Linked DNA regions of Mus musculus: all the other regions are linked to region 4. A link is a loop called in an ENCODE intact Hi-C map of the cell type or tissue named here. Cell type or tissue: heart. All regions are shown on one strand. Each heading gives the region's core, and the rest is flanking DNA. Links, peaks and the distances in the headings are about the cores only.

Evidence for each region. Peaks named below come from ENCODE experiments on the same cell type or tissue, not always from the same donor. Only the 100,000 strongest peaks of a DNase experiment are listed, where the experiment ranks them.
Region 1: it touches region 4 in a loop (5-fold over the local background); 21 of 42 quality-filtered maps call a loop at or near these places.
Region 2: a loop joins it to region 4, with 2.5 times the contacts of the local background. A loop is called at or near these places in 4 of 42 quality-filtered maps.
Region 3: it touches region 4 in a loop (4-fold over the local background); 4 of 42 quality-filtered maps call a loop at or near these places.
Region 5: it touches region 4 in a loop (4-fold over the local background); 4 of 42 quality-filtered maps call a loop at or near these places.

The regions. Positions count from the first base shown.
Region 1 is chrX:105,925,688-105,931,953 of GRCm38, forward strand. It overlaps Atrx (ATRX, chromatin remodeler), which reads right to left and starts at 3,685. Exons shown (of 35, transcript NM_009530.2): 1 at 3,413-3,685. The coding sequence starts at 3,432. In heart, for the core only: no CTCF peak of the experiment used is centred there; DNase peaks (open chromatin) are centred at 2,814 and 3,704; H3K4me3 peaks cover 2,730 bases; H3K27ac peaks cover 1,921 bases.
Region 2 is chrX:105,874,607-105,879,606 of GRCm38, forward strand. It overlaps Atrx (ATRX, chromatin remodeler), which reads right to left. Exons shown (of 35, transcript NM_009530.2): 8 at 3,761-3,828; 9 at 1-2,967. Among named protein-coding and RNA genes, the nearest start is that of Gm23656, 3.3 kb to the left of the region's middle. In heart, for the core only: no CTCF peak of the experiment used is centred there; no DNase peak of the experiment used is centred there.
Region 3 is chrX:105,118,712-105,125,063 of GRCm38, forward strand. It overlaps Magee1 (melanoma antigen, family E, 1), which reads left to right and starts at 1,667. Exons shown (of 1, transcript NM_053201.4): 1 at 1,667-5,250. The coding sequence starts at 1,900. The coding sequence ends at 4,656. In heart, for the core only: a CTCF peak has its summit at 2,714; DNase peaks (open chromatin) are centred at 1,650 and 2,690; H3K4me3 peaks cover 1,890 bases; H3K27ac peaks cover 748 bases; H3K27me3 peaks cover 3,142 bases.
Region 4 is chrX:106,011,026-106,017,348 of GRCm38, forward strand. It overlaps Magt1 (magnesium transporter 1), which reads right to left and starts at 777. Exons shown (of 10, transcript NM_001190409.2): 1 at 637-777. The coding sequence starts at 738. Cox7b (cytochrome c oxidase subunit 7B) reads left to right here and starts at 4,675. Exons shown (of 3, transcript NM_025379.2): 1 at 4,675-4,845. The coding sequence starts at 4,806. In heart, for the core only: a CTCF peak has its summit at 2,422 (motif pointing left); DNase peaks (open chromatin) are centred at 866 and 4,696; H3K4me3 peaks cover 2,001 bases; H3K27ac peaks cover 2,456 bases.
Region 5 is chrX:105,861,937-105,866,936 of GRCm38, forward strand. All of the region lies in intron 10 of Atrx (ATRX, chromatin remodeler), which reads right to left. Among named protein-coding and RNA genes, the nearest start is that of Gm23656, 9.4 kb to the right of the region's middle. In heart, for the core only: a CTCF peak has its summit at 2,626 (motif pointing left); no DNase peak of the experiment used is centred there.

The DNA of each region.
Region 1 (6,266 bases), core at 1-5,000, 85 kb before region 4:
TGGCCATCCCTATTAGGAGCTTGGGAAACAGTGCTAAAGGAGATTTGAACTGTGTGACAAGTCAAGTTTCAGTGCAGGAGAATACTAGTAAGTAGCCTAGAAACTATTGGGACATTTTGTCCTTGTCCTAAAAACCAGTCCAAAGATAAACTGAAGAGTTTTAGATTAATGCCATTAGCAGAGGAGATTTTAAGACAGATGAATATTGGCCATACTGACTGACCTAGTGTGGTTATTAGTTATCATTCTTATGCAGATCTGTAATGAAAAGGAGCAAACTGGAAAATGAGAAACATCAAGTGTACAGCTTCAAAGGAAAAGATGAGCCAGGGAGTATAATGGAATGCCGTTCAGTGCTCAGAGAGATACTAAATACAAAGTTTAAAGACAAGCCCCAGGCTAAAGGGAGTCCTCGGGGCGAGACATTCCACCCAACTGCATTTCCTCTGCTGCAGCAGAGAAGGAAACCAGGAACAACAGGAAGCTGAGGCAAATGTAACTGAAGGCGGGAGACCGGGTTCCAGCCCCAGCAAGCAGCAGAATTTGGCAGCATTGGCCACGAGGTTCTGGAGACACGAATGGGATTATGGAATCTCCTCTGTGACTCAGAAGTCACCGAAGGCCGCCTGGTGGGAGGGGTGCCCGTATGTGGAGACCTAGAGAGACCTCAATATGTTGGAGATGCCAGAGTTGTGAGATACCTTCAAAGGGAAGCTGAAGACCAGGCATGGAACCAGCCCAAGAGAGAAAAGTGTGAGGCAGTCAGCAAAGCTGAAAGGAGCCAGGAAACGGAAGTGTTCCCTGCCATGATGATAATGAACTAAACCTCTGAAACGGCAAGCGAGCTGCCAATCATATGTTTCAATCAGAGTAGCTGTGGTCATGGTGACTCTTCACAGTAACAGAACAAGTAAGAAAGACACATCTCCTCCAGCCCACACACGTGTAAATACACAGACAAAAACATAATTAGAAGGAAGATACACCTTTAAAAAGATACACGTGGACTGGCAAGATGGCTCAGTAGGTAGGGAGAACCTGTTTGCTGCTAAGACTGGGAACCTGAGTTCTAACACCTGCACCCATGTGCTGAAAGGAAGAGCACACGCTGACCTCTGTAGGTAGGACTGTCTGTTTTCTCTTTCTCTTTCTCTCTCTCTCTCTCTCACCTGGTCAATTTAGTGAAACTGTTTCAAAATAAAATGCAAAAGGAGGGCAGACTGCAGCCTTAGAGAGTAGTGAGTTAGCACAGAGGCACAAGATCACCATTATGGAAAAGAGAAGGGGAGGGAGGGTAGCTCAGTTGGAAGCATGCCTCCTTAACACATATAAGAGTTCTGGGCTCAATCTCCAACCTCGCAAAACTCAGCATGGTGCCACCTGTAATGCCAGCCCTGGGACGTTTGTGATTACCCTTCAGTTCAAAGCCAGTTTGGTTTACATATCTCAAAATGAAGGCAAGAAAGGAAGGATGAAAATCCAAATCCAACCTATGTATTTTTCCTTTTGCAACAGCCATCCGATGTTGAGCAGGCTGGTCTTGAACTTCCTCAGCCTCCTGATAGGTAGAGGATACAGGCAACACCTGTTTTCTGTTTGGAGATTTTTAGCTTTGAGTCAGGCTGGTTTCAAATCCTTCAGTATCCAGCTTCACCATCCACAAAGAAGCAACTATGGTTTTAAATACAGACAACTAAGACATGAAGTAAAACCTAGAAGTCATACTGAACTGTAAGTAAATGAGCATGAATGCCTGGTATTAACCAGCCAATACTGCTCAATATTCCATTTAAAAAAAAAAAGATTTGTTTTACTTGGGTCAGTTAACACAAATTCATAAAGGAAGACAATGATCTTTACACAACTAAGTGCCTGTATTTTAAGAACTGAAGTATAAGCCGGGCGTGGTGGCGCACGCCTTTAATCCCAGCACTTGGGAGGCAGAGGCAGGCGGATTTCTTAATTCGAGGCCAGCCTGGTCTACAGAGTGAGTTCCAGGACAGCCAGGGCTACACAGAGAAACCCTGTCTCGAAAAACAAACAAACAAACAAACAAACAGAACTGAAGTATATTTTCCCTAAGTAAAGAGAGCATCGATGCACTGTTTGCTAAGGTAGAAAATAATCGGATAGGCTCGTTCTCAAATTCTACAATCTAAAGTGCTCAAAGCCATGATGTCCTAGTCACCCAACGGCACATTTTGCCAATTACAGATGCAATTATGATCCACGCTACCTATAATTTCGTTTTGCCACTATTCACCAAGCTTGCATCTCATTCGAGAAGAAAAATCACCGAATTCAATCTTGGGATAAAAGGTCAAATATCAAACTGCCTAAAAAAGCAAGGTATCTGCATAAAAGCGGAATCCATTTCAGATTAACTACTCCAAACAATCAAAAAGCAAATCAGAAACGCGTGGAAAAACAGCCTGAATCGTAAACGTATTTGATCGCTAACATCGGGCCTGGGCTCTCTTCTACCTTTGCAATAAATCTTCTGGTGAATCCCCGTTAACCCGCTCCACATGCCTCGTGGAACAAATAAATAAAAGCACGATCTAACTACTTCACGGAACGTGTCCCAAACCGCAGGGGGTAACAACAACCGATGTCCCGTCAAAAACCGGACTTCTCCTGCAAAGTCGTCGGCCGCTGTTCTCAGAAAGCAAAAGCCCGCATTGGGCTGCCCGCTCTCCGTCTCAGCCGCCCAGGGGTCCCCAAGATAACCCTCCAGGATCTGGAGTCGGGGGGCGAAAAGGCACCTTCTAGAGGTACCTTCCGGGCCCGGCCCTCCTACCTCCAATGCTCGGCTCTCCTCTCGGAGCCGCGGAGAGCTGGAGGACTTCCAGTGGAGGCGACCATTGGGGTTCGCTAGTTCCAGGATCTCACTTCCTCCCGCCGCCCCTCCCCCTCCCCATCCTCCGCCCCTCCCCCTCCCCCATCCACCTTCTCCCCCCCCCTCCCCCCTCCTTCCCCACGCAGTCGCTAGGCCCCGAGATTCGAAAGACTGACCGCAAGCGTTCGGTGGCCCGCGACACCCCCCGCCCCCAGGCCTCGACGCCGCGGGCACGGAGGCGTGAGCCGAGCAGGGGCTCCCGGCTCCGCAGCGGCGGGAGGCGGGAAAGGCAACGCGCGCGCCGCATGCCGCCCCCGACCGACACACACACAGACAGACAGACAGACACACACATACACACATAGACACACACACACACACACCCCAAGCCCCAGCTGGGGCTTCCCACCGCGCTCCCCCAGCCCCGCTCACCTAGAGGGAAAACGATGCCGCTGACCGCGAAGCCGCGCGCGGGCCTAGGGCACCTAGCGCACGTCTTTGCAAACACCCCACTCGAGTGGAAGGCGCCCGGGAGCAGAACGCCGGGGCCCGTGACAAGGGCTTGCGTTTTACCTCATGGGCTCAGCGGTCATGTTTTTGGCTCGGACGGCCGCTTGGCTTGGCAACCCCTTGGGTACCGTTCTGCGCTCCTCGGCGCCAGTGGCTGAACGAAAAGTACTGGGATCTTAGTAGTCACCGCAGATAGTGCTGGATCGTCCTCCCAGCTCAGAGTCCGCTACCGCTGCTGCTGCTGCTGCTGCTGCTGCTGCAAGAGCCACGGAAACAAAGCAAGGCCTATGCCGACGCCATTTTGTTGGGCCGAGGCTTGGGCAGGAGAATTGGCGCGTCCTCCCTCTTCCTCTTTCCGTCATCTATTGGCTACCTCTGCCAGAGCTCAGTGTCTTATTGGCTACGGAAATTCACCTTCTTTGGGAGCCTGTTGCTAAGGCGGTCGACGTCATTTGATCCCCTCCACCTCTTCTTAGTGGGGTCCAGTTCAGTTACTGCTGACCTCAAAGTGTCAGGGATGTATCTTGACATTATCCTGAAAATGCGCTCTTGGTCCAACCTCTCTACTTCCACATAATTGGTGAAACAATGACACCCCATTTACGTTTATTGAGAATTTACTATATGTCGACCACTACACAGATCCTTTATCTTAATCTCATGCTTGAACCATCCAAAGTAGGCAGACCTAACATTTTAATGGGTGAGGATACCAATGCACAAGTTCCACATTCAGCCAAACATCCATCCTTGCGGGGAGGGTGGACATACATTCTTATGCTGTTTTAAACCCAAGGCTTTGTGCATGTTAGGCAAATACTCTATCATTGAGCTATGTCCTAACCCCTCCCCCACATGCACACTCTTAATCATTAATCTCCATAGCCACCCAAAATATAAATATTTTCTTTCCTATTTTATAATATTCTTAATTTTTCTTCTATATATTTCATTATAATATTCAGCTTGCCAACGCTTACACGTGTGAATTTTTACCTTTTGTGGAAAGAGAATGAGAAAAATTCTAGCTATACAGTCCTGACTAGGCTGCAACTCAACATGTATATGAGGCTGGCCTCAAACTTGGACTGTCCTTGCAGCCTCCCAAAGTGCTTAGAAGACAGGTGTACCCCATCATACTTAAGGATACTTACAGGTATTTATATATATATGATCAACTGGACATTGACATCTAATTCTTTTGATATTGAACAATCTTGAAATTGTCACACACAGGTCAGCCATTAGTTCAATCTGATATGATTGGGGGTATATCTCACTTACCAACTGATCCAAATCGTTTCCCCCTCATTTCATTTTTCATTCATAATCTCTGCAAATCACAAATAAGTTTTCTAAATTTGAAGTTTCCAACTTTGTGCCCACATTTATTCTGGAACACATGTTCATTCCCTTTATTTTGTTCATTCTGTTTATTTTTCCTGAAATATGCAACAGTTTTGGTCATGCTTAGATGTCAGGGTTGCAGTTTTGGACTAGAATGACAAGAGAAGAGTCTCTTTTCAAACAATGCATTCCAACAATCAGACTAGGTTTTTGTTTGTTTGTTTGTTTGTTTGTTTCCGAGACAGAGTTTCTCTGTGCAGCCCTGGCTCTCCTGGAACTTGCTCTGTAGATCAGGCTGGCTTTCAGCTCAGAAATCCAACTGCCTTTGCCACCTGAGAACTTAGACTAAAGGCATATGCCATCACACCTGGCTAACTAACATATAAAGATTTGGTTTTTAAATGTTGTATGTATGTTTGAGAGAGCCTGGATGTATATATGTACACAAGTCCTCACACTGCAGAAGAGAATGTTGGACCCCTGGCACTGGAGTTACAAGCAGGTATGACCTACCCAATGTAGGTGCTGGGAACAGCAAGTGCCCATAATCACTAAGCAGTCTCTTCAGCCTCTAATATACATTTTTTTATGTCTTTTCACAGTACTTCTATTGATTATTTGGAATTTGACATTGTGAAACCCCATCGCACTCACTTCCTAGTCCTCTCAAGTCTGCCCTCCCTGGAAGAAGGAAGGGAGGAGGAGGAGGAGGAAAAGAAGGAGGAAGAGGAGGAGGAGGAGAAGGAGGAGAAGAAGAAGAAACAGAAGGAGGAGGAGAAGGAGAAGGAGGAGGAGAAAGAGGAGGAGAAAGAGGAGGAGGAGAAGAAAACAAGACCAATTTGTGTTATCCATAGCCTGGTCAAACTCCCAGTGGCCAGCCCTTTAAAGAAAACTGAGCCTGTCCCCCAGATGCCATCTCCCACACCCAGAAGCCATCAAGTATGGAGAGCTATATACGTCAACATCATCACAATTTTAAAGAGTTCTCTTGGATAGCATACATTTTTGATGAACAGAAACTTGCAACATTTCAAATAATTTTTAAATGTTCAAGATCCACTACCAACTGTGGAAATCAATCTTCTGTTGTTCAATAATGTTCTTCTTTTGTGTTTAATATATTAAATATTACTTAAACACAATTTACAGAAGCCATGTTCTTCCTCCTTGAGAAATGAAGTTAACCTGAAAGATCTATTTCATCACAACAAATATCCTTGCTATCTAACAGACACAACTATGGAAAAAATAGTAATTCATCTATTATTTTAATCTGAATGAATTTTGTTTGTTTGTTTTGTTTTTGGGACAAGGTTTTGTGTAGCCCAGACTGGCCTCAAACTCACTATGTAGCTGGAAGTTTAGTTTTAATTGCCACCACTTTGACACAATGACCTGGGAGAAGGACCTCTAAGGATGACTGTAGGGAATTATCTTGATTGTATTAACTGAGGTAGGGAGACCTTCCCACTGTGGTTAACACATTTCCCAAGGCTGTGGACTCTCAACTGCGTAAGAATGAAAAAATGGAGCTGAGCATTAAGCATGCAAGTATGAGTTCATTTCTCTC
Region 2 (5,000 bases), core at 1-5,000, 140 kb before region 4:
GTCACGGGTTTGATTTTCTGTTCATCGCTGCTTTCCTCGCCTGCAGAATTCTGATCATCATCTCCTATATCAGAAGATGAAGAAGTGATGTCTACTTGCTTCCTTTTAGGAGTTGCTCTTAAGGAGTTTCTTTTTTTCTCCTTCGTATTGCCTGTCTTCTTTTTGGCTGAAGTTCTTTGTTTCTTCTGCTTTTTATTATCTTCTGAGCTTCCCTCAGCATCAGAAGAGGATGAAGCACTCTTTACTTCCTTGGTATTTCTCTTTGAACTGGAGTTTCTTCTTTCTCTCAAGTCAATTCTTTTCGGTCTCTTTTCAGTGGAGTCACAACACTGTCCTTTCAAGGATTTCTCAGTATCTGACGATGAACACTCTGGCCTCTTCCCTGGACTCTTTGCAGGCAAGCTGAATCGTTTCTTCTCTCTCAGAGACACTCTGTTCCTGGTCTTCTTATCTTCGGAAGAGTCACAACTATCTCCTTTTCCTGGCAATTTATCAACACTATCAGATAATTCTTCCTTCTTTTCACATGATTTATCTTTCCATTTTTTGCCTTTCTTTTCTCCACCAGCTGTGTCAGTTTTACTTTGCTTTATGCCTTTAGAAAAAGGACCAATCTCCTCTTCCTCCGGCAATCTCTCGGTCCCATCAGAGGAAGAGTCCCACTCCTGCTCTCGCTTCAGTGTTTCTCCCTTTAAGTCTGGGGCTTTCTTTCCTTTTGTTCCAGGTCTCTGTCTGCTCTGCTTCTTTTCGCCTTCAGAAGACTCATCGCTCTGCTCTTTCTTTGGAAATCGATCAGTGCCATCAGATGACCCACCCTTTCCTTTTCTACTTTGTCTGCTTCTCAGATGTTTAGTCTTTTCTTTAGTCTTAGAGACTCTTTTGTCTTCAGGGGAATTCACGTTCTCCTCTTTCACTGAAGGCTTTTCAGCACCATCAGAGGAAACACCAGGTTTGCAAAGCATCTCTCGGAATTCCACTCCACTCCTGACTTTCTCAATGGAACCTCCTGCTATGGAGCAACTCCCTCCCTGCCTGCCTTCAGTGTCACCAGTGTCATCAGCAGATGACCCTTCTTGTGTTGTCTTCGCCCTCTCATGCCCTCCATTATCCACTACTTTTTTGCCCTGTTTTTCATCTTCAGAAGAGTCCTCTTCTTTTTTCTCTGGAACACTTTTTCTGGCAGCCCCAATTCTGCTCATGGTTTTTATCTCTCTCTCTAACTCTGAGTCATAGTTAGAGGACTCTGAGTAGTTCTGGCGTTTCTTTTTAGAGATAATAGAGGTTTCTGTTGATTTTCCTTTTTTAGTGTCAAAATCTGACCCGGAAGTAGAATTTTTCCGTTTCCTTTTTCCATTATCATCTTTCCCTGTTTTACCTTTATGATTCATCTGTGGTTCATTAATGTCAGTGTCTGAGGAAGAACTATGCCCCATCTGACTTGCCTCTTTGAGGACTGCTAGCATTTCATCAGAATCTGAATTCTGATCCCCAATCACTGGTTGCTTAGCTTTGGGTACCTTGTGAGGTTTAGGGTTATCAGTAGCACAGTCAGCTGAGTTTCTCTTATCCTTTTTTCTTATTGGACCTGACATCTTTTGTTTCTCCTTCATAGTTCCATTACTTTCTTCATCTGAATTCGACATTGCAGGGTTGCTTTCTGTCTGTCGCCTCAACGGTGTAGTTTTTACACGTGGGGATCTTCGAAGATCGGAGTCTTCTAAAAGTATTGTGACATTGTTTTCATGATCACTAATTTCCTCTCTGGGTCTACATTTCTCTGAGCTGCGGGCCACCCCAGAACTTTTACGGCCATTCTTCTCTTGTGACACTTCCTGACAGTCAACACCTTTAATTGGGGAATTAGAAAGGGAAACTGGGGTAAGTTTAACAAATAATTCTTTTCTTACTTTCGCTGTGACTTTTGACTTAATATTTCCTCTGCTGTCTTTTGAAGAAACATTTAATTTTACAGAGGAGCTCTCCAGTTCTGGCTCAGTCCCACTGTTGCCGTCTCCTTGATAATCAGCTGAACTCTGAACTTCCATAGCACTCTCAAGGCTATCAAAAATGTCTTCTGGAACCGAGGAAGGAACAGACACAATATCCATATCTAAATCCTCAGGAGTGTTAGTGGGTTCATACTGAGAGCCATCTTTCCTACCTGAACCCTTATGTTCCCCACTAGTACTTTTGTGTGCTCTCTGCTCTTCACCATCTATGGCCTTTACTGATGATCTAGCATCTAACTTTAAAAACTCTCTCTTTTCTGTAGAATAGGATTTTTCCCCTTTTCCTAATTTTGTTTCAGACTTAGCATCTGTGCTTTTAAGGTCTTTGGTATTTTTTTCTTTGTGTACATCATCCAAAGCTTGGATCTCTGAATTCAAATCTTCTTCTAATGCAAGATGAGCCTTCTTGATATCATCCAACACAGATTTAAAAGACTTAAGTTGACATAACTTCATAGCAGAAGTCATTTCTGAATTATCTGCTGCCTGTTTTAGAAACTTAATGTAACTGGAGTTCATGTTGGATGTAGTCTCAATCAGTTTTGTTGTCTTCTTAATCATCTCTTTGGGCACAGATAGTGCTGAGTGAGAGTAAGTGGAGCTTACAGAACCAGAACAGGACTCCTCTAACTTTTTTTCTTCTCCATTACAACTAGAACTACTCTTCTTTGGAGAAAATTTGGATGTTTGGTCACAGACTTTACTAGTCTTTTCACTGTCAACTTTTATCTTCTTCTTATTCTGTTGCAACAACTGTTCTAAATTCTCAAATACGCTGTTGCACGCAGTCACCAAGTCCAGTAGAGGCTCTGGTTGACAAATATAGCAATACCACTGATTGTTTTCATCCATTATTGTAGACAACTCCTTTCGACCAAGGTTGCGCAGGATGCATTTCTTACAGAAGGCGTTATGACAAAAGTCACAACAAATCAAGTTCCCACCTTCTGCACACCATCTGAAATGGTTTAAGGATTCAAATGTTATTTCTAGTGAAAGGAATTTTCATGTCTTTGATGATAAAAGAATTTAAAATTTCCTACGAGCATCTTTAAAGTAGTAATTTACATGGTCTGCTTACTTTTATCCGAAATGTAAAACTAAACAAGGGTTTGTGGCAAAAGACAACCAACAACTAAACATAGCAAGGAATACTGTACAAAACATGGATCTACTAGGGTTGGATAGATGGCTCAGGAGATAAAGAGACCATAGTGCTCTTGCAGCACAAGGAAGTTTGGTTCCCAGCACCCGTATCAGACAGCTCACTAGCGCCTCGGATTTCCAAGGGTAAATACACACAATTGCTCATAATTACACATAGACACAAACACATAAAGACACACGGTAGAAAATCTAAAAAAAAATTAAAACATGAATCTAGCAAGAGTGATAGTGCATTCCTTTAATGACAACATTTGGGAATCTAGCAAGAGTGATAGTGCATTCCTTTAATGACAACATTTGGGAAGCAGAGGCAGGTTAATCTTTGTGAGTTCAAAGCCAGGCGAGTCTATGAAGCAAGTTCCAGAACTGTGAGGACTGCTATACACTAAATAAATAAATAAATACATACATACATACATACATACGTACATAAATACATAAATAAATACATAAATACATAAATAAATAAATAAATAACAAAACAAAACAAAACATGCCTTAGGAGAGAAAAACATAATCTAATGAAGTTGATAATTATCCCAAAATAGACAACAATTCATCTTAAATGAGAATTTATTACCTACCTACATTGTTCATCCATTCCATCTGAGTCACGGCTAATATCGTCACTCATATAATACTTAAAGCAGTTCTATTCAAAGAAAAGAGAAAGGGAAATTTATTCAAAATATACAAGTCACAAATCTTACTTCAAAGCCATTAAAATGTGAAAGCGTTGTGCATGTTTTAAGTGATAAAAGCAAGAACACTATACTTTAAACACTGGACTACTTCAAGAAACTGCCTCCTTGAAATCTTGAACTGGAATTCTCATCAAGAACCACTATCCCTTATATAATAGTATACAAAAAGACAAGCTACTTAGTAAACACATTTCTAACTAGCTACCAAAGTTCTAAACAAAGATGTATGTTTCTGCTACTTAAAATGTTTAACAGTTAGTATATATAAACACTATGTCTACAGCTAAGTAATTAACAATATACAGTATTTTTAAATCTCATGGGGAAGTCTGAGGTTCATTAACAGGCAAGTAATATCCAATAACTAACATAACTGGGTAAGATGCAAAGAAAGCATTCAAATGCAAGTCTCATTAAACCAATTCCTTTCCACTGGGACTAGGGAAGACAAATGACATGTTATTAGTGACATGTCAGTACGTGACATACAGGCCTCATGGAAAAAAAAGGCAAGTATATAGGCAAAGAGAGCAAGCAGCAAGCCCAGTGATAAAACATTTGAACACTACAACAAAAGGGACTTTGGATAGAACTCTGGATCAAACGAATTCAAGAAAGGGGAAAACATGTAACCAAATTAAGCTTGGTAGAGGTGAGGATGTCAGAATCTATCAAACATTCATCTGGCGTGTTTCTTATGGCCTTCCTCTGTAGTTCAAAAGAAACAGGGTCTCTCTGAAACTTACTATGTAAGCCAGTCTGAGATGGAATCCACAGAGATCCACCTGCCTCTGCCTCCTAAGTGTTAGGATTAAGGTGCATATCACCAATCCTGACTAAAGGAGTGTGCTCGCTTTGGCAGCACATATACTGACTGAAGGAGTACATTTTCATTGGGAAACAAACGAACATAGAACTGTTCTTAATCCAACATGAGCTGGAAATCTGAAACCTTGGTATGAAAGCTATCTGAAACTCAATCCACGTTTTTCCTAATAAAAAAGTACACAAATACTGTTAACATTATAATTAACATATATGAAACACTTTCTAAAATCTTTTATTTCCTAATCATATTGAAGGTGTGTTTGACATGGAGATTTAGAGAAGGAGGATATGG
Region 3 (6,352 bases), core at 588-5,587, 890 kb before region 4:
TCCAGCCTTCGCCAAGTAATATTTGCTGTTTCTCAGCACACACCTCACATACAGCAATGAGAATAATAGTGTTCAAGCTGACTTGGGAAGAAATACATTGGTGTGCTGGTGCTGCTATACCTCCAGGGAGGAATCCTAAAGGCTGTTTTTAATTATACAAATGAGCTCTCTAGAAGAGTTTCCTTGTCAGTGGTTATGATAGAGCAGGTGGTCCTTCACTGAAACATAGCTATGTCATGATAAGAAGGAACAGAAATAAGCCAAATGTATGATAGTTAGTGTTTATTTTTTAAATAATGTGACCACCCCTGAGTGTTCCATATGTGACTGTTCTATTGTACATGGTATAATTTTGTGTGCAGCTATTAAATTAACAACTTTATTTAAATTGTGATCTCTTTTAATTCTAGTGCAGGCACATGGAAGAGCCCCTTCTTTGTGTGTGCTTGACAGTCATTAGGAAACATGAACTCTCATGCACACTAATGTGAACAAGAAGGAACACTCAACTCCCCAAATGTACACGTGTCTTCTGCTGCAGCAGAATATAGCATGGCATTTTTAACTGCATTCTGGGCTTGCTTCTCACCAGCTTGATTTTAATAGACTGTAGCAGAATCTTTGGGAAAGCTCCTCCACAAGTTTCACTTATGAAAATGAGCCTGTTCTCCTAACCATAGACATTAGCCAAGATTCAGAGGCTAATCATATGCACATATTTAGGTAATGCTGTAATAGGCCCATAGTCGATTTTGTGGACCCATGTGCTGAATGCAATGTGGATAACATAAAATATTGTTGGAATATGACACCATATGATTGATTCTGTTAAAACCAGTTGGTACTGCACAAAGCTACACAAGATTAACTTCACAGAAACATGCAGAATACTGGCAGCATAGGTAACCATGAGGCCCTATAAGGAAACCAAATGTTTCCTTCTATCCATTATCCTTCTAATTCTGGACAGCTTCCTGTGCTTTAGCTGGCTCATATTCCAGTAGCTCTTTAGTAACTAATAGAAACCTTCCCAGAGACTTGCCTCCATAAACCATGCTAATTGCAGTTTTCAAAACCTGACAGTGAGTTTTTCTAACAGACCCCATGGTGCTAACTAACTGTCCTAGGATAATTAATTTTGGGTGTGGTTGGAATAGCACTATTGAAGGACTCCACAAAAGAGATTACATTTTTCTACATTGGTAAGGGTTGGGACTGTGCAGTGAAAATTTCTAGCTAGCTACAGGTTTCCTAAGTAGAACTAAATCCCAGCCCTTTGGAGAAGGGGCAGTAATTTGAGAGGTATTAGAGGTTTCGATAGAGAAAATGACAGAGGAGACAAGGGAGGGGATGAAAGCTGCACCCTTCCATGCGCCACGCACATTTTCCCCAATGCATCCTTAGGATGCAATTTTGAAAATCTATCAAGTACCTGACACTTGGGTAGAAACCTTCTAGTAGGTACCCTGACTCTTGAGAAATAGCTAGTATTACCTCCATTTACCCATCTGCTCCAAGCTCCTTGTCTCCTATCAAAGCCTCCCTCCTGCCATTGCGCAGTTTTGGTGCAGAATCACCAGGTCCACTTTCGCAAACCCACGGGAGAGGCTGGGTTGGGCGGGGTCGCCTTGTCGCAGAGCCCAACTGCGCCTGCGCGGACTGCGGCAGAAGGCGGGGTGTGAGAGGCGAGCATTCTGAGACTAGCGTTCACAGTCGGCTAGAACCTTCGTTCTTGCCCACCACCTCTAATTTCTGCTCCTGCGACTTGCTCGGGCCTGGCAGCAGCAGCATTCCTGCTCTAGCGGCAGTTCCGTGCAGAGGCGCCTACATACCTCTCCCCCTCGTCTGTGAGATCGCGGGCCTGTCAGTGTCAGCTTCCACACGTCGGTCGACAGGACCATGTCGCTGGTAAGCCAGAATTCGCGCCGCCGCCGCGGTGGAAGGGCCAATGCGCGCAGAAACAACGGGAAGGGTCACCCTGCTGCTGTGCCAGGCCCAGACGTCCCTCGGGATCGCAACGATCCTAAGATCCTCCAGGGCCTCCGCGCCTCTGAGGGCCCTGGCACCTCCATGCTGCCCACCCCCCGGGAGGGCCCAAGCGCCTCTGTGCCGCCCACCGCCTCAGAGGGCTCAAGCGCCCCTAGGCAGTTCATCATTTCCCAGGGGCCGAACACCTCCGAGATGCCCACCTCCAGGAAGGGTCGGGGCGCCTCCCGGCCTCCTGCAGTTTCCGCAGGGCTGAACACCGCTATGTCAATCACCGCCTCGGAGGGCCCGAATAGCCCTGTGCCGCCCACTGCTCCTAAAGGCTCAAAGGCCTATGAGCATCTCCCTGTCTCAGAAGGGCTGGCCATCTCTGAGCAGCGTCACTCTGATGGGGGCCCTAACATGGAGCCCACCCTGGGTGAGGGCCCGGGAATCTCGGTGCCGCCCACCTTCTCTGAGGAATCGGGCATTTCTGATGAGGGCTTGAGCATCTTTATGTCGCCCAACATCTCGGAGGGACCGGGTATCAACGAGCCCTACTCCGTTAGTGAGGACCCAAGCACTTCGGTGCCGCCCACTGACTCTAATGGACTGGGCATCAACCTGCCGCCCACCTTCGGTGAGGGCCTGAGCATCTCTATGCTGTTCTCCGCTTTGGAGGAACCCGACATCTTTGCGCCGCCCCCCTCCGCTGAGGGACTGTTCGCCTCCATGTCGCCCCCCTCCGGTGAGATCCAGAGCTCCTGGGTGTCGCCCATCATAATGGAGGGATGTAACGTCAACGTGCCGCCCACCTCCAAAAAGGGACTGCGCACCTCGGTGCCATCAGCTGCTTGTGAGAGCCCGAGCACCTCAGCCGAGGGCCTGAGCTCGTCCCTGTCATCCATTTCTGCTGAGGGCTTCTGCAGCTCGCTGGCGCCATGCGCTGCGGAGGGATCCTGTGAGCTGCTTCCCTGCGGGGAGGGCCGGAGCACCTCGGAGCTGCACTGCCTGGGGGAGGGGTCGAGCACCTCGCAGATGTCCCTAGCTGCCGAGGGCCCTAGCGCTTCTGGGATGCCCACTGAAGCTAATAACCCCGAGGAAGCACTGAGCTGCTGTGCTTCTGAGCGCAGGAACAAGAGCACCTCCCGTGCTCTGCAAAAGGCCAAGGATCCATCTGTACGCCCAAAGCGTGAAGACCGCTTCCTGGATTTCCAGGTCCTGAGAGACAGTAAGAATTCCAACTCCATCACCATTATGGGCCTGGGCACCTCCCGCGTTGCTCTTACCTTGAAGCCTCAGGATCCCATGGAGCAAAACGTAGCAGAATTGTTGCAGTTTCTGCTGCTGAAGGATCAGACCAAGTACCCTATCAAGGAATCTGATATGAGGGAATTCATTGACAAAGACTATCGCCACCAGTTCCCGGAGATCCTCAGACGAGCAGCAGTCCACCTGGAGTGCATTTTTCGGTTTGAACTGAAGGAGCTCGACACTGAGGAGCACATCTACATCCTGCTCAACAAACTGGGACCAGTGCCCTTTGAAGGGTTAGAAGACGTCCCAAATGGGCCAAAGATGGGCCTCTTGATGATGATTCTGGGACACATATTACTAAATGGCAACCAAGCGAGAGAAGCTGATATCTGGGAGATGCTCTGGAGATTCGGAGTGCAGCGTGAAAGAAGGCTTTCTGTTTTTGGGAACGTGAAGAGACTTCTGTCTGTAGAGTTTGTGTGGCAGCGTTACTTGGACTATAGGCCACTAACTGACTGTGTGCCAGTCGAGTATGAGTTTTACTGGGGCCCACGATCCCGCGCAGAAACCACCAAGATGAAAATTCTGAAGTTCATGGCTAAGATCTATAACAAAGATCCTATGGACTGGCCAGCCCTGTACAACGAAGCTCTGGAAGAAGACGCTGACAGAGTTGTTGTTAATAACTTCAGAGTTGCTCGTCCATTTAGGAGGCCCCTTTTTGCAGAAGTTGCTCCAGAGCTAGATGCTTCTGGCTCAAAATATTCTCCCCATTCTTGGCCTGAGTCAAGATTAGAGAGCAAGGCAAGGAAATTGGTCCAGTTATTTCTGCTGATGGATTCAACTAAGCTGCCTATACCAAAGAAGGGAATCCTGTATTACATCGGTCGAGAGTGCACCAAAGTGTTCCCTGATCTCCTGAATCGTGCTGCTCGCACCCTAAACCACGTGTATGGCACAGAGCTAGTGGTCCTTGATCCCAGGAACCACTCCTACACCCTGTACAACCGAAGAGAAATGGAAGATACAGAAGAGATCATGGACAGTCCAAACAGGCCCGGCAACAATTTCTTAATGCAGGTTCTGAGCTTCATCTTTATCATGGGCAACCATGCGAGGGAGTCTGCAGTCTGGGCCTTTCTAAGGGGCTTGGGAGTTCAAAATGGCAGAAAGCACGTGATTACCTGTCGGTATTTGAGTCAGCGCTACCTAGACAGTTTGCGGGTTCCTGACAGTGATCCGGTGCAATATGATTTTGTATGGGGCCCTAGAGCCCGCCTGGAAACCTCCAAGATGAAAGCCCTGCGATATGTGGCCCGAATCCACAGAAAGGAGCCAGAAGACTGGCCGGAGCAGTACAGGGAGGCAATGGAAGATGAGGCCAACAGAGCTGAAGCTGGGCGTCGTCCGTTGATCGTTCGCAACTTGCGATAGATTGTGTCATCGAGGCCTTGTATGGCCAGGCCTAGAGCTCTGGTTCTCATGTATTAGGAGTGGGTGTGTGTGTGTGTTGGGGGGGGGGTACGTATTGTATTTGATACTTGTGTTCCAGTTCCACTTATGTATCTTTTCATATTTAGTTCTTGTTTGGTATCTTGAAAAGTTTCCATTGTTTTAGTAATACTGTCCATTAATGTAAATGTGATTGACCACTTACTGTCTCTCTGGTGTACTTTGTGCTGTGAGCATTTTGATAGTGTTATAAAGTGTTTTAGGACTCTTTCCATCTTGTTGCATTGTCTGAAAGAGAACATATAGCAGATAGCTATAGATATAGGCTTTTCCTTGAAAGCTTGAAAAAAAATCATCAGTAAAGTGATCTAGTTTCAGATGTTAAACAAATATAGAACAACTGACAAAGTACTAAGTTGTGGCTGGCTTCCCTTTTGTCTGCTATTGTGTAAAGAATACTAACGTTTCCCTGTATTTGCTTTTGCTGTACTAAAGTGTGTTGAAAAATAAAAGTGTAATAAATCAAATAATGCTAATCCACTAATTTATTCAATAAATATATATTAAACTCCTCTCATATAATGGGCACAGTAGTATATTCTGGTTATAGTGTGATAGACATATACAAGGCATAGCACCTTCTCTACAACTCCAGACCAGCAGTTTTATTATGATACACTAAATACACTATGTAGAGAGTACTCTGGGAGTTAAGAGGAGATACATCAATCAAATTCCGGAATCCAAATGGTCCATGGTGACCATGATGGATAGGGGTGGGAAGACAAGACTGGCTTCTTGATACAACATAAGGTAAATGAACTTGAATCTGGATTTTAGTCCTCAGTGAGTACCGGTATGGATTGAAGTCAGTGAGTTCAAGGTAAGAGGTTTCACATGCCATAAGCTATCTCATTAAGATGCTTGGTTAGGTCATGGGGCTGGAGTGATAATTTGGTGGTTAATAGTACTTAGTGCTCTCCCAGGGAATCTACGTTTGGATCCGGACACCCGCTTTGGGCACCTCACAATTACCTGTAACTCAAGCTCCAGGAGATCCAATGCCTCCTGGCCCCAGGAGGCACTCACACAAAGATATACACATGCACATTAATAAAAAGGAAAAAAACCTGGGGATGCAGTTTTCACACGGCCCTGAGTGCTGTCCCAATCACTATATAAACCAGATGTGGTAGCTTGCTACTGTAGTCCTGGTATTCGGGAAATGGAGGCACAGGGGATCAGAAGTTCAAAGTTATTATGAGCTACATAGAGTTCAAGGCCAGCCTGGGATAGATAAGGCCTTGTCTTAAATAATTTAGGAAGATGCTTGAGTCAGCTTCCTCTGAGTTATATAGCAGTTTTAATATGCATCCCCAAAGTGAGCGCTTAGTCCTAAACGGTACATGTTTCTCACCCTTATAACCATCAAGGTTCAGGGAACATCAAAGGAGAAAAACAACGCTGAAAGCGTTTAACAGCTGGATGACAGGGAAGAGTGCTATGGAATGCCAAGCTGTGCACTTGGCATGGTGATTACACTCAAGAACTTAAACTGGCTGTGGTTTCCCCCTCACAAGGCCTGCACAAGATCAGTATGGCCAAAATTCTCACATAGATAGGGGAAGGACTCTCCAGGCTCCACCTTTACTGAAGAGCAAGCTATTGGCAATGGATA
Region 4 (6,323 bases), core at 1-5,000:
TTGTCATGAGGTCAAGGCCAGAATGGGCTATAGGGGGGAGAATGCTTCAAATGAAACAGAACAAAAAAATAAACAGAAAGGAATACGAATATTGTATGTTTTCTACATCTCAAAGACTGCCTGTTCCATAAATTGGGGGGGGGGGGCTTAGTTTGCTCTTTCGTGATTGGTGTCCGTCACCAAATACAGACGTTTTACACATTCTGAACGCTTGAACACGGGCATGAAACTGGCATCATCTCACTCATCTAATTTTTCCACTCCTGGGTTGACATGACAGACACATGTCCGAGAGAGCTACATATGGTCGGCAGCAGAAGCTTGCATTATTATATCCTCTGGGTAGCAAAACGAGCTCCTCAGCCCAACACCCAAAGCGGTCCAAACTCCAGGAGTGTCACTACTTGTAGCTGCACGTTCCCCAGCTGCTGGAAGCGAGGTGGTCACCTACTCCAGCCTGCTTTTGAATGTGAAACCCTACAATACAAGAAGTTGCAGCTCCCGCTTTTGTGAAGCCAACTTCCTCCCAACCGCGGACTCCAAGTCACGCCCAGCACAGATCCCTGGGAAGGGGCGAGCGGACCCTTTCTAGCCCCAAGTCGAGAAAGTCCCTGCCGCTGGCAGGCGCCGCCTCACCTCCTTCTTTCTTTGGGCAGAGGCCGAAGGAACCTTGGAAACGAGCAGCAGTGCCACCGCTGCGATCGCACACACAGACCAGAACCACCTTGGCGAGGCCATGTTCACGCTTCTCTCTTGGCGGCGGGGCGAAACTTTCTTCCAGCACGGTCCGAGGGTGGGGCGTGAGAACGGGCGAACCGAGCCCTTGCCGCTCCCCATTGGCTCGGCTCAGCCCTGCCGCTCGACCCCTCACGTGACCTCACGCTCAGCAGACGCCCGCTTTTAAAAAAAAAAAAAAAGTTCTTTTCCGATTGGTTCCCGGGAGCCAATCGGAAAAGGATAATCTGGAGGTTTCTTATTGGTCCGCTGAAAAGGCTGCACCCTTTTCCTACGTGTAAAGACATCGCGCTCAGCGAACTTTTAGTACACATGCGCAGGTTTGAAATGGCGCTGAGGTTTTTTTTTGTTGGTTTTTTTTTTTTTTGAGGCACAAAATGGCTTGTACGTTTAAAAATGGAATCATCATCTAGAAAGCGTTCCTTCCTTTAGAACTGTTTGATTTTGAGCTGGCCTAAGTAACAAAAGCCTCTAATCCACGCATTTTGAATGTGAAAGCAAGAGCATCAATTGTTCAAGGTCATCTTTGGCTCCATTGTCCGGATCCCAGGCCACCTGATTAATGTAAGATTGTCTCAAACATAAAGGAGCCCTCGTGATTTCTCCCAGCCAAACTCCCAGGTTTGGGAGGTGGAAGTGGAGGCAGGACGATTAGGAATTCAACAATTCAAGGAACCTTCAGAGTTCCATTCTAGCCAAGTCCAAGGGAACTACGTGGTCTAAAGCAGAAGCTTGCATTATACCCTCTGGTAAGCAAAATTAATTTCTCAGCCCAAACCTCAGCGCTGACAACACCCAAAACATCCAAATATCTTACATCAAAAGTGGTTTTGTTTTGTTTTGTTGAAATTTGCTCCTTTAGTATAATACTCTGGGACAGGTGCTGGAGAAATGTCTCAAGGGTTGAGAACATTTAACTGTTTTTGGGAGAAGACCCTCCCGGGACCGGCATGGTGGGTAACAGCCTAGTAGTCCCAGGAGATCTGATGCACTCTTCTGATCTTTACAGAGACCAGGCACACACCCATTGCATGTACATTCACGCTGCCACCCCCCCACACCAATCTTTTTTTCAAGCACATACTATTCTTGAAGATGGCTTAAGTACTGTTCCTATGACTGCAACTCCTGATGAAGTTGCTTTGGTCAGGGTGTTATAACATGGCAACAGTAACCCTAAGACATTGGGGAAATATAGATCAGTTGATAGGACATTTAACTGTTATTTGTAAACACATAGGTTTAATCCTCAATATTTCCTCAGTATACACACAAGCGCGTGCACACACACACACACATTATAATTTGGATTTATTTATTTATTTATTTTGCAGCACAGGGCACAGTAAAGGATTGAGTAAAGGACCCCACACAAGCTGGGCAAGCATTTTATCACAACTACATCCAAAGCCCAAGGTGCATTTATTTTGAATGTGTGGAACATACTATGTGATTATTCTTTTAGGTCCTGCTAGAAAGCAAAAACCCCACAGAATTATAATAATTCCACTATTTGGAGAGTTAAGGAGATGATTGTTGAAAGGAAAGTAACTGCTTTAAAAGAGGGACGGGCTGGAAAAATGGCTCAGTGGTTGAGAGCAGGCCCAAAAGATCCTGAGTTCAATTTCTGGCCACCACATGGTGGCTTATAGCCTTCTATAATGAGATCTGGTGCCCTCTTCTGGCCTGCAGGAATAATGCAGGCAGAATGCTGTATAAGTAATAAATAAATCTTTAAAAAAAAAGAAAGGAAAGTAATTGGTCTCCACATAAAGAGATATGAAATAAAATGAGCCTGGCGGTGCATACCTGTAATCTCAGTATTCAGGAGATAGAGGCAGGAGGATATCAGGGATTAATGCCAGTCTAGGCTGCATAGGGAGTTCCTCCTTGAGCTACAAGAGACCCTGTCTCAAACAAAACAAAGCAAAACAAGACAAAACAAAACAAAATAAACAAAAAGACAGATGAGAAGAGAGCAGAAGAGAGACAGACAGAGAGAGACACACAGAGAAAGCAATAGCCACATGTGGTGGCATACTCCTGTAATCCCTGCACTTGGGAGACTAGAGTGGGAAAATCCCAACTTTGAGGCCCACATAGGTTACATGGCGAGTCCCTGTTTCAAAGGAGAGGAGAAAGTAGGATATGAAAAAATTAAGCTGGGCCTCATAGGTCAGTTTAACTCCTACTTGGGAAGCTGGGGTAGGAGGATTACAAGTTCAATGCCTGTCTCTCTACTTTAGAGTGAGTTAACGGCCCATATGAGCCACTTGGTGTGAGCTTACCTCAAAATTTAAAAAGAAAAATTTTTAAATGGTTAAATTATTAGGTATGTCAGCTCACACCTATCATCTTGGGAAACTGAAGCAGGCAGCTTGCCAGGAGATTGAGGCCAGGAGTGGCTCCATAGTAAATTCCAAGCTAGCCTCTACTACAGGATGAAATCTAGTCTCCAAGAAACAAACACAAAAATAACAAACAAGGGGCTGGAGAGATGACTCAGCAGTTAAGAACACTGACTGCTCTTCCAGAGGTCCTGAGTTCAAGTCCCAGCAACCACATGGTGGCTCACAACCATCTGTAATGGGGATCTGATGCCCTCTTCCCGTGTGTCTGAAGACAGCTACAGTGTATTTACATATAATAAATAAATAAATCTTAAAAAATAAACAAGCATACCAAATAAGCATGGTGGTTTGAGTATCTCTGTTTTATGCTCACTCAGGTTGCTTTAGGCATATGAACTGCAGTGGTCATACAGACACAGTGTGGTAAAGAATTACCAATGGATACAAAACATAGTGGATAGAAGCTTATGCAGAATAGGATAGTCATTATGCATTGGAGTTACCTTTTTTTTTTTTTTTTTGCACACATCCCTCCTTTCCACTCAAGATACTTTTTTTTTTTAATTACAAAGGGAAAGCGGTGACTTTAAAGTGTAGAAATCTGGTATGCAGTGCTTGGATTAAATGATTAAGTTCATACTATTACTGAATGGGACATGCTAAGATCCTATACCTTTTGATAGGATGCTCTAAAAAGCAGAGTTTGATTTGTACATTATTTATCTAATCATGACACTAGAGAAGCTAAGGCAAAAGAATTGCAAATTCTAGGCCAGTCTGGGCTACATAGTAAGTTCTAGCCAGTCTGGGTTACATAGGGAGACCTGGCTTACACAGAGTTTCTTTTTTTTTTTTTTTTTTTTTATTTATTATTTATTATATGTAAGTACACTGTAGCTGTCTTCAGACACACCAGAAGAGGGCATCAGATCTCATTAAGGATGGTTGTGAGCCACCATGTGGTTGCTGGGATTTGAACTCTGGACCTTTGGAAGAGCAGTCGGGTGCTCTTACCCACTGAGCCATCTCACCAGCCCTACACAGAGTTTCTTAAGAAGATACATATATAGTATTCTTGCCAGATGCACATGAACTGGAATCCTTAGGGGAAAAAGGTCAATTGATCTCCCAGCACTTGGGAGGCAAAGGCAGGACTTTTTCTGTGAGTTCCAGGCCAGCTTGGTCTACATAGAGAGTTCCTGGTCAGCCAGGACTAAATAGAGAGGCCGTGTCTCAACTCCCCCACAAAAATTCCAAAAAAAAAAACCAATAAAGGTAAAACCAATTAATGTAGGTAATAGGAGACAGAATGTGAAAAATTTGAAGGGACTGTAATTGGAAGTGAGACACTAGATCCAATCCTCTGGAGTTTTAGCACCATTTTGATGCTGGTGCCTTATGTAAGGTCGGTGTCTCAGCTCTCCTTTGTAGAGTCCGAAACCTTTGTCCAAAGAGTTAACCTCCCTGCTTAGTAAATACTACTTTATGGAAGCCATCAAGCTTGAAACTACATTTCCCAAAGACCTTCCTATTTCCTCGCAGGAACTAGGATGACAATTTCTATAGGTCAACCCCTAAATCTCGCGACATCTCACCAATTCTCATTTGGGCTCCCTGCTGAAAGCCATTTTGTTTTTCAGGACGCTTTGCAAGGGTAGCTGGGGTGAATTTGCACCAAGGCAGCAGCATAGTCGCCGCAGTTCCATCTTCGTCTCCGCGATGTTGCCCTTAGCCAAAAACGCACTAAGCCGTCTCCAAGGTGAGCAGATAATGTGGGCGAGTTCTTTACAACACCCGGGATCCGGCTGTCCTCGTGCTCTTCTGCCCTCTTCCTCCGCCCCAAATCCTGCGGGTTTTAATTCTAGGTGCATGGTCCCCTGCGTGGTCTCCAGTCACTGGGAAGGGAAGCTAGCCATAACAGAGGTAGCTGTGACAGTGGCTTTATCATCCTGTCCTTGTGTTCCTAACCTCGTTATGCATTCTCTTTCTTCAGAGACCTATGATTTCCAGGAAGAACGCTTTGGCGGACACCTTGCTCTTTTAGCGATGATCTAAATTTTAGCTCTGGGAGTGTATTTACGTAGAAGAACTGATCTCCTACAATAACGGTGGTAGGAAACTAAATCTACCGCATCTGGATTCATAGCAAGGGGTTGAAAACCTTAAGCCTGGCAGCTTTGAAGAAGTCATCTGTAGATTATTAACGGAATATTAACTATAGCGAAAACAATCATGGTCATTTTTTTTTCCTGCTTTAAAGTTAGGCAAGTACGTGGAAACTTGAGACTAGCAGTATATATGGAAAATACACTGGACTGGAAAGAAAAAAATTCATTTTTGTAATTGCTTTACCCTGAAGGTGACCTTCAGTAATGTGAATGAAGGTGACCTTACACAATACTTACTTGCTTTTCTAGCCATGGATTTAGTTTTATTTTACCTTTAGATCACATGCTGTGTTCTAAGTACTGAAGTACTTTGGGAATAATTGAAAAAAAAAAAAAAGAAAGAAGCCCAACTGATCTTTCATCTGCTACAAGCTGTGTTTATTATTTCTTTCACTTTGGACAAATGATTTAGCGTTATAAACTTGTTTTTGTAAAACAGAGGTTAGTAAGTAATACCTATGTCAAAGACCATTAACCAATCTCTGGTCACTAAACTGGGTGGTTTTGTTTGTTTGTTTGTTTTTAATTTTATTTTGGTATAGAGGGGAGATCACTTGGTAAATCAGAGTGTTGAAACAACAGTTGTTTGGTAATCTCAATTTCTTTGATCTTTAAGTGACTTAGGGACTTTTAAAAATACTGTAGGAAAAGTTTTTTTATCATTTTTTTTTTTTTTTTGAGACAGGGTTTCTTTGTGTAGCCTGGCTGTCCTGGAACTTGCTCTGGAGACCAGGCAAAAAGATGATTTTTTAGTTTATTTTGTTGTGTTTCTGTTTCTCATACTCACCCTTTTAAATGTTCTGGAGCAGAATTGATTATGGAATGTTTATGAATTTGCTTATTCCGGCTGTGGCTGTTTTCTGAGGGAGGGTCTCAGGTACACTAGGTTGGCCTGCCATTTTAATCTGTAGCCAAGGATGTCTTCAACCCCTGATCCTTGGCCTCCATTTCCCAAGTGCTGGGCTTGACAAAGTCCTTCCCACCTTTATAGACCTAATTGTGTTTGCTTCTGAAGTGTTAGCAATCAAGTCTAGGGAATGTTAGGCAAGCACTACACCAATCCCGCTAC
Region 5 (5,000 bases), core at 1-5,000, 150 kb before region 4:
TTTAAAAAAATCAGGACTAGCTATATGAAATCATAGTTAGGGCCCAAGACAGTGGGTGGCACATGCCTTTTATCCCTGCACTAACGCAGCAAAGGCAGGTGGAGCTTCGAGTTCAAGGACAGCCTGGTCTAACAGTGAGCTCCAGGGCTTAGGAAATGTTTAAGACAAGAAAAAAAAAAAGAACACCACAAAAGAACCCATGGTTGTTAATGTTTTATACATGATGCATTCTGCTTAAAGCACACAAATTAGAAAATGAATATTTCAGCTAGGCAAGGTGGTGCACACCTTTAACCCAAGCACCCAGGAGGCAGAGACAGGCAGAACTCTCTGAGTTTGAGGCTAACCTGGCCTACAGAGCAAGTTCCAAGACAGCCAAGGCTATACACACATACAAACATACACACGCATACACACATATATACACCAGTCTTCAAAAATCAAAACAATTAAGAGAAAAGGAAAATAAGAAAGTGAGTATCTCCTGGCTTTACTTAACAAAAATTAGGGGGCTGGAGAGATGGCTCAGAGGTAAAGAGCACTGTCTGCTCTTCCAGAGGTCCTGAGTTCAATTCCCAGCAACCACGTGGTGATTCACAACCATCTATCCTGGGATCAGATGTCCCCTTCTGGCATGCAGATATACATGCAGATATATCACTCATATAATATAAATAAATGAATAAGTAAATAAATCTTTTTAAAAATCTAAGCTTTTAGAAGAATTTTATTAAGAAAAAATAATATTAACATCAATACAGGACAATTAGTCATATTAAAGAATTCATTCTTTATTCAATATTCTTATACTGAAAAATAAAAACAGAATTAAATTAAAAAGCATTAATTTTAAAATATCAAACTTAAAAACAAAAGCTATCAAGTCAGAAAAATGAGTACATTTGCTAACACTAACGTACAGACTTTTCTTGGCAGAGAAAATTTCTCATTTGCTCAAAGTTCTAATATTACCAAACAAGAAAGTATATTTAGTGTAATTCGCAAGTCCTACCCACACAATAAGAATGGTACCAATACTATTTCTTTCTTTGAAGAACTGTCTAGTACAAAGAAGAAAGTTAGTGACACCTGCATTGATTGTTTAGTCATCGGCCAGTGAATCCTACCTATAGCTTTTTACACCTCCATTAGACTTAATTGACTATACTTACCAGAACCATATCAACAAAGCCATTGAAAAGAATTAACTTAAAATCCCTAAATACTTAAAACCTTTACTACAACAGAAAGAGAAACAAAACTCTTACTTCAAATGCAGTCTGGTTTGGTTTTTTGGTTTTTTTTTTTTTTTTTGGTTTTTTTCAAGACAGGGTTTCTCTGTGTATCCCTGGCTGTCCTGGAACTCACTTTGTAGACCAGGCTGGCCTCGAACTCCGAAATCCGCCTGCCTCTGCCTCCCGAGTGCTGGGATTAAGTGCAATAAAGATTCGAAATAATGGGCTGGAGAGATGGCTCAGCAGTTAATGGAACTGATGCTCTTCCAGGTCCTGAGTTTAATTCCCAGCAACCACATGGTGGCTCACAACCATCTGTAATGGGATCTGATGCCCTCTTCTGGTGTTTCTGAAGACAGCTACAGTGTGCTTACATATAATAATAAATAATTTTTTAAAAGATTCAAAATACTTTTACCAACCAAAAAAGTACCATTGAAACACAAAAAGCCACAGAAGAAATTCTGGATTTACCTAATTTGTATAGAGAATAAATAAAGACATAAATAGGAGTCGGTCATCAAATGAAAGCCGTATTAAGGGCTTATAATACACTTATTTCACTAACTCTACTAAAATCACATGAGTAACCTTTAAATATCTTCACTATATGATGATCAATATCCAAGAATCATTAGTCTCTTCCCAAGTAATTAAGCTGTATTAACAGTACAACATCTTCATTAGTAGAATATCCACTTCATACAAACAGAAGTCAAAATAATTTGTTTATTTCCTGGTTTAAGGGCAAAAATTTATGGCCAAATGAAACAAGGGTCTCATTCTGTAAGTATAGTAAAACTTTTATCAATAGTCTCCACACCATGATTTGCATTTATGGAAAAATTTAGTGTCATCCAAAGAAAATCTGAGAAAAAGTACAATATTACTAAAACCATCTACATCTTGAAGAATAAACTGAGAATGTGTGTGCTGGGGAATGTACACTAATATTCTATTACTGAGGCTCACTGACAATATAAGTTTTAAAATATATATAATGAGAAATGTTTGGTTAAAAAGTCTCTAGATATAATAATGAAAACATAAAGAAATCAATATATGTATACACTGAACACTCCTAACCCCCTAAATCTGGTATGCTCTGAAAACCTTTGAATATGTAGTAGATCTGGGCTATTCAAACAGTATAGACAAGTATAAACAATATCTTATAAAAACTTCAAATTCTGAAATACTTCTGCTCCAGAGGACTTTGGCTAAGAATCGCAAACCAATTTTTTTCAATTGCATGGCTGTGTCGTCAAAGCAAGGAACAATTTAAAACTATCCGAGGACTGGAGAGATGGATGACTTAGAGGTAAAAGCAATGTCTGCCCTTCCAGAGATGCTGAGTTCAACTACCAGCCACCACATGGTGACTAATAACTACCTGTGAGATCTGGTGCCCTCTTCTGGCCTTCAGGCGCACATGCAGGCAGAAGGCAGTGTTCAAAATAAATAAATCTTACACACACACACACACACACACACACACACACACACACACACACACCAAACCCTAAACTATGCCGAAAGCAAATAAAACCTTACCATAACAGCACATTCACACAACTGACATAAATTACAACTTAAGAAACCCTGACAAGCTCTGGGCAGCACATTCCTTTAATTCCAGCACTTAGGTAGCAAAGGCAGGGGAATATATTTGAGATTTAGCCTGGGCGCTATCTATCTATCTATCTATCTATATATAGATAGATAGATATTGAAACCATATCTCAAAAAAAGGAAAAACATAGTATTTGGTGTTATTATTATTATACTATCTCTTAAAAATATGTAAGCTTAACATGAAAAACCCAAGGTAAATTCTCAGTTGTATAAATTTCAAATTATAAGATCACTAATTTTTTCTTAAAAAAAAAAAAGCTCTATCAGAAAAATGACAGCTATCTATTTCAACAACTATACTTGGTCACCTAAATAGAAATTTATAAATAGGACCCTTCTAACTGACAAAGGTAATGCGTGTATTTTTAAAGATTTAATAGGTAGTTATTTATTTACAATAAAATACTGAAGGTGGGGAACTTTTTTGTGTTTTAATTTTCAAGACAAGGTTTTACTGTGTAGCCTTGACTGTCCATTCACCAAGTTGAAGATAGGACTTTCTTAATGACACAGCTTTAAAAGAGAAAAAGTAAAAAAAAAAAAAAAAGGAACTGTTTGTTGAGCCTTCACAAAAACATAAGCATATTGTTTTAGGGAGCTAAAGTACTGACTGTCTTAATTTCAGGAAGAAGAAAACTTCTTTAGCTTACAAAGTAGGCCATATAACTTTATTCTCACAAAGTCTTATGAATTTTTATGAAAGATACATCATAACTAAAATTAAATGCTTCAACAAGAAAATGTTTTACAGAAATTTATTGCATCCAAAGTTAAACATTTGAACAATACACTATTAACTTCTTCATAAACACCAACACTGGACATTTTAACAATACTACCGAAAAAGCAAAGCATATAAAATTTATACACAATTTACACACAATGATACAATTGTGTACAAATTTACATTTACAATATGCTCTCTACCAAGATATATCTCACTCAAAAAATATGAAATTTAAAAAAATGCCAAGATTTAATCATGATCTGCAAACAAATTCTAGAAGTTGATTAGTGCATATTTAAATATGCTCACATAATTTTTCTGTACTAAAATAGTTCAAAGAGGTATCTGTATTGCATCAGTGATATCGGTGAAAGATACCATGCATATTAAGATACTTCTTTGGTATGCTGGATATTAAACAAGTTATAAATTATAAGTTTTATCAAAGCACATTAAAATGAGTATAAAGACATGCTCAAAATAAAATTCAATTCCTCTCCAAAATAACCACCAGGGTTGCATTTAAAAAACCACACAAATACAAAATTGAATTAACGAAATTATCCAATAAAATAGATATCAGTTACAGAGAGATATATAGAATCCACTCATTTTAAAAGTAAAACTGTTACTTAATTTTTGATAAGTGATACCAAAATTGTACCTTGACAACATGCTTAGTTGTTGGCTAAATATAAAAGATCATCTTCCATAGTTCAAAAAGTAGGAGTAACACCTAGTGACATTGGAAGACTTGTGATTCATAGGAAACAGCAGCTTATATAAGTGAAAAACGAAAGCATTCTAAAAGACAAATAAGTTGTAAATGCTTCCATTATCTAGCAATGATGGTATACGAAAATCCCTGACTAAACATTGTATGCTTTGAACATTCCAATGTAGGACTTACTATATTATCCCATCAAATAGCTTAGACAGACATTTGTTGAGAAAAAAAAAAGTAAATAGGAAAGCAGAAGAAAAGTCTTTGGGTTTACACATGAGCTCTAATTAAGTACAAAATAAATATGACCTTTCACCCTAGTTCGCCTATCCTGTCTACTAACAGAAACCTGTTGGTATCAGCACAACATCAAATAAGGTCAGAGAACAGATGTGCTTAGAGCACTTGGTTCATCTCTCACAAAATGATGACAGCAAACACATATAATTTTTAGTTTCTTAAAACTAGAGCTTTCTATTAAGACAGATGGCCATTTTAGTGTTCTTTGCTAAGATCATCTCCAGGCTATCACGTATTTTGGTACCAGGATAAGAGAAAATACTATCAAATTTTCAATATTAGAGATTAAAATTATGGCAAAAGAAGTTAAAGTCACCAGCCTGAGATCATACAATTATTAAAAGACTAGAAGCTGTCCATTCACTATACATATCATGCT